Linked DNA regions of Homo sapiens: region 2 is linked to region 1. Evidence: chromatin contacts called from ENCODE Hi-C data. All regions are on one chromosome and are shown on one strand. Each heading gives the region's core, a stretch centred on a gene start or an enhancer-like site at or near the end of the contact. The rest is flanking DNA. Distances are from core to core; before and after follow the strand shown. Region 1 overlaps LOC124904243 (a long non-coding RNA gene). Region 2 has its middle 16 kb from the start of TXNDC2.

Evidence for each region. Hi-C counts contacts between places; a loop is a spot of excess contacts on that map. Pooled maps may share reads with other maps.
Region 2: a pooled map shows a loop between it and region 1 (2.3-fold over the local background). The contact joins two enhancer-like sites. A Hi-C loop is called at or near these places in 3 of 37 single-sample maps with no recorded cell type and 2 of 50 pooled maps.

Annotation. Positions count from the first base shown.
Region 1 is chr18:9,060,941-9,063,550 of GRCh38, reverse strand. It overlaps LOC124904243 (a long non-coding RNA gene), which reads left to right. Exons shown (of 2, transcript XR_007066278.1): 2 at 793-2,120. Among named protein-coding and RNA genes, the nearest start is that of NDUFV2, 40 kb to the left of the region's middle. Within about 2 kb of position 1,295, at least 5 of the 41 ENCODE cell types and tissues checked have a DNase peak (open chromatin) inside an H3K27ac peak, as active enhancers do.
Region 2 is chr18:9,868,668-9,871,277 of GRCh38, reverse strand. No RefSeq gene overlaps it. Among named protein-coding and RNA genes, the nearest start is that of TXNDC2, 16 kb to the left of the region's middle. RefSeq lists an enhancer at 1,092-1,251 and a cis regulatory region at 958-1,560. Within about 2 kb of position 1,302, at least 9 of the 41 ENCODE cell types and tissues checked have a DNase peak (open chromatin) inside an H3K27ac peak, as active enhancers do.

The DNA of each region.
Region 1 (2,610 bases), core at 46-2,545:
AAATAGACATCTTCACTACCTCAGATAGTGATAAGTGCTATGGATAAAAATAACACAGGGGGCTGGGCATGGTGGCTCACGCCTGTAATCCCAGCACTTTGGGAGGCCTAGGTGGGAAGATTACTTGAGCTCAGGAGTTCGAGACCAGCCTGGGCAACATGGCGAAACCCCATCTCTACTAAAAATACAAAAATTAGCCAGGCACGGTGGTGGGCGCTTGTAATCCCAGCTACTAAGAAGCCTGAGGTGGGAGAATCGCTTGAACCCGGGAGGTGGAGGTTGTAGTGAGCCAAGATTGCATCATTGTACTCCAGCCTGGGCGACAGAGTGAGACTCTGTCTCAAAACAAACAAACAAATAAAGCAATGGGGAATGCTGGGGTAGGGGAGCCCTGAAGAAGCAGCAGGAATAAGCCCCGTGGACAGCTGGTGGAGGGGGCATCCGGGCGGAGGGAGGGGTTGTGCATATGCCAAGGGCCAGGCATGGGCATTTGTGTTCCAGGTATTGGGGGGTGGGGCATGGGGAGGCCGTGAGAGGACAGTAATCAGATCAAAGAGATGTAGGACCTTGCACGTCACTACAAGGAGTTAGCTTTCTTCTCTTCTTCCTCCTCCTCCTCCTCCTCCTCCTTCTTCTTTCTTTGGCTAAAGCTGTCCTCCCCTCAGCCTCTTGAGTAGCTGGGACTACAAGTGTTCACCACCACACCTGGCTGGCCTTCTATTCTGAATGAGTTAGGAGTCAATGGGAGGTTTTGAGTAGGAAGAGATATGATGTGGTTTTCCATTTGGAAAGGACCCTGTGGCTGCTGAATTGAGAATGGTGTGAGAAAGTAAAGACTGAAGCAGAAAAACAGTTTGGAGGCTACTGCAACAATCCAGGCAAGAAGTGATGGTGGCTTCATCATGGAGGAAGGGAGCCACTCAGGTTCTGGATAGCCTGGGAGGTTGAGCAAGCCATGAAATGGGAGAGAAAAAGAGGAATCAAGCCTGATTCCGAGACTGCTGGCAGGAGCGCCTGGAAGGATGATGGTTACCTTCTCTATGGAGGGGAAGGTATGGGAGAAGACAGCATGGTGTGTGAAGAAGTCCAGAAGTTTGGTTTTGGACATATTAAGTTTCAGTTGCTTAGTAGATATATCTTTCTTATTTATGTTGAATTCTCCATCCAACTTAGAGGGTAGACAGGGTTTCTTTTTCAGTATTACAATCTAACAGGAACTGAGAACTTACAGAACAGACCAGTAGGAACTGAAACAGTAGAAGGGTTGGGGAAGAGGGTTTTGAGTGTTTTTGTTTAAATATAAGGAGACAAATTTACATCCCACAATCCGTTTTCCTTCAGCAACTAGTAGTACTTTTCTCGCAGTCTTTAACAGCTAGCCAGGGCCACTAGCTCTCAGTGTTGTACTCCCTTGGACTAGGTAATTCTGAAGGAAAGATCAGAATAATGAGAAGTATGTGGGTCCTATTGGGAAAGGCAGCCCACCATGGACCCTGAAGGTCCCTGCCTGTTCTTGCTGAGTGTGCTGGATTTTTTTTTTTTTTTTTTTTTGAGACGGAGTCTCACTCACTCTGTCGCTCAGGCTGGAGTGCAGTGGCGTGATCTCAACTCACTGCAACCTCCGTTTTCTGGGTTCAAGCTATTCTCTTGCCTCAGCCTCCCGAGTAGCTGGGATTACAGGCATCCACCACCACGCCTGACTAATTTTTGTATTTTTAGTGGAGACATGTTGGCCAGGCTAGTTTTGAAACCCTGACCTCAGGTGATCCGCCCTCGTTGGCCTCCCAAAGTGCTGGCATTACAGGTGTGAGCCACTGCGTCCAGCCGAGTGTACTGGATTTTAAGACTGATCTGTCTCCTGATACTGAATGGTTTCTCTGGTTAGTCACACAGGCAATTAAGCAGGTCAAAGTGGAGAAAGACTGGCTTATTTGCTGCTTGCTCAAGGGCTGGGCCCTTAGCCCTGGGTTCCTCTCCTGTAATGCAACCCACTGCATGCGCAGGTATCATCTAGGACTATCATGTCATCCCTGTGTTGTGTATGGGGAAGGGAACTAGTGCAAATATGCTCATGTTGTTTGCTGTGCTGTGCTGTTAGTAATAAAATCCTTTGTCTCTGACCCAAGAGTCTTATGTCTTCTGCCAGCATCAATGAAACAGTTAACAGTGTAAGTTGGAGAAAGTTCCAGAGCTTTTACAGTTCTTGACAGGCCTCATCTCTCTCAAAGGAGTCTAAAGCTCCATCTGGGATTAAGGGGTAGCTTGGGGTGAAACATGATGGGGATCTGGCCAGATGCCCCAGGTCCAGCTAGGAAGGAATCCATTTTCTCTTGGGGACTTTGGTACTGAATGAAATATTTGGAGATGGGAGCAAAATGAAGGAAACAGATTATATGAAGTTTAAGGGATTAGGCTAATTTCCAATTTGTTGATACTCCTTGATTCAACATATAGTGGTAAACATGAGTCCTTTTGTAATCCCTTAGGCTTAAGTAGAAGATGGGGACAGGTGGAAAGTGCATTTTTAGAGTAAAGGTAGCAGATAATGATTGCTGAAACAAAAGAAATCCAAGTCCACTTTTGCCTAGGGAGGGACAGTTGGCCAGGCCA
Region 2 (2,610 bases), core at 53-2,552, 810 kb before region 1:
ATTTTACTTAATTTGCAATAAGAGACTCACAGAAAGTTTTCAGGAAATGATACGATTTGCTGTGTACCTACATCACTCACTGCTAGCATATTCTATGCTAGCTCTGAGAGCCAAAGATAACAATCAAAGAGATCTACTGAGAAACTATCACTATAATCAAGATAGAACATATCAAAAGCCTATGCTAGGACAGTGGAAAGAAGGAAAAAAGGTTTGAGAAACTCAGAAATAGAATTTCCATGGTTTGGTCAGTGCTTGAAAGGAGCTGAAACTGGCTCTCAAATTTGAAGCCTGAGCCTCTGAGAGAATGAATGCAGCGCAGGAATGGCATTGTTAACAAGGTGCAACACTATTTGCATGCAAGAGGGGACTTCAGTACACCCATTCCGCAGCTGGAAATCAAGCTCTGATCTCTGGAAAGCAGTCAGGCTAGACAACAGTGTAGAAGCCAGACACCCAGAGGCAATAGTTGAAGCCATAAAGTTGGATGAAATCAGAAGGAAGGTGTACTGAGGAGAAATAGGAACACACGTTTGCAGGAAGTACCTGCATTTAAGCTCTAAGAAGAGCCAGCAAAGGAAAATGAAAAGGGCAGTAAAAGAAGTGCAGAAACCACAGAACCAGCTTCTGGGCTGGAGAAGGAGGGTCCAGGAGGGAGAGAGGGGCCCACAGCTTCACCTGCCCTCTGAGAGTGGAGAGTGGAAAGAGGGGATAGGCTTTGAAAGTGCAGAGCTGGGGGAGGGACTGAATTCAGGCGAGCAGTGACTAGATGATCAAGTGAGTACATCATGATTCTCATTTAAGAATTTCTTTAGTGAGAAGGGAAGAGAGGGTGGCTTGGAGGAGGAAAAAAAGACAGCTGATCAAAACTAGAGAAGATTTATGCATATAGGTAGGTTGATGGGAGGGGTAAAACAGTGCATGGGTGATTTTAAGATGAAAATAAAAACAAATAAGCAAAAAGCTTGGGGCGTGCCTTAGCAATGAGAGAAAAAGCACGCACACATCCAGAGAGAAGTGAAGTGAAGGAGAACCGAGAAAGCTGCCACCTATGGTCTGCCAGGCCCACCTGGGGACACCAGTTTGGGCACTGGGTTCTCAGAAGCTAATTCAGGGCATCGGGCCCTACAAAGTCAAGATGGCTGGACCTTGATGCATGAGTCATTTCAAAAAAGCCGGTTAAGAACTTCACTGAGGGTTGAGTAATGGTTTCAACATCAAGGTCAGGGACACAGAAAAGATAAATGAAGCTGCCCAAACGGTAGGGTCAAGGAGAGTCACCCCAGCAGTTTTGGATCAGACCTTCCCATCAAAGCAGCAAGTCTCCTTTAATTGGGTGATTCAGCATTTCCAGCCTGAGCTGGTTAACCCTTAACTCCCCTGTCAAAACTTCCTCTTGAGATGCAACAATGGGTTTTGGAATAGGACATAGGACGGACCTCCGCATGAATGCACTTGCCCTCCTTATGTCCCTTAAGCTCTCCATGCTCCTTCTGTAAAAGGAGAACAATTTCACATCTATCTCAGATTTGTTTTGCGGATAAAATGAGATACAGTTTGAAAGTAGCTCCTGGGAAATTTTCATTAATCATGGATCTCCTTTTCTTCATTCTTTTATTATGTGCAGCACTTATAATGAGAGGAAAGAAAGGAGAAAACAGTAGTAGCTGATCTTTGACTTTTGTCTCTCTTGATCAGAAAGTCTTGGGTAATTTACTTAACCTTCTGTGTCTGGGTTTCCTCACTTGTAAAGTGGAGATAATAGTGTCTGCCTCATAAAGGCTGTTGTAAAGATAAAAAGAGATAATATGATGTAAAGCCCCTAGAACTGTGTCTGGCACATAGCAAGCCCCTGTATTCATGTTGGCTGTTACTGTTTTTGAGCGCTTGCTTGGTGCCAGGGCCATAACAATTCTTCTGTAGCATAAACCCCATGGCTCCACTTGGGAGGCACCATGAGTGTGTCACCTTCCATGTGAATAGCATTCCCAAGAGCTGCCTGGGGCTCCCCGTGTGAAAGCCTCATCACACACACCCTCTCACTCGGTCCTCAGGACACACCTGAGGGTAAATACCACACGCTGACAATACTTTATACTCTGGGGGCAGATGTTTTCAGAACTCAGAACTTTGGATTTTACAAAGTAACATAGTATATCTATCACAGAACATTCCAGCAGTCAGCGGGAGGATCCTATCATGAAACACAGTAGTATTTCTGCAGCTAGATATACAAATACTCACTCCTGGTTGGATAAATAACTATTATAAAGAGCATCACGTCAGTTCAGGTTTGGTCCTGCTGCCAAATGAGTCCATGTCAAACTCAGGAAAAAAAAAATCTGTTTACAAAGCTTTTGGATTCTAGAAGTGTGTATGTGTGTGCATATGAATTACTACCTGCATTTTGCATATGAGGAAACTGAGGCTTAGAGGGACCAATCTGCCAACGGTCTCACTGCCAGCAGATTACAGAGCTGGGAGTCAGACATGAGTGGTCTGACTCCAGATGTCTTAATCTGCACACTGCATTGCCTCCCAATAAAAGAAAAAGGAACAGAACAAAAAAGAATACAGCAACTAAAAACCACAATGAGATAACATCTCACG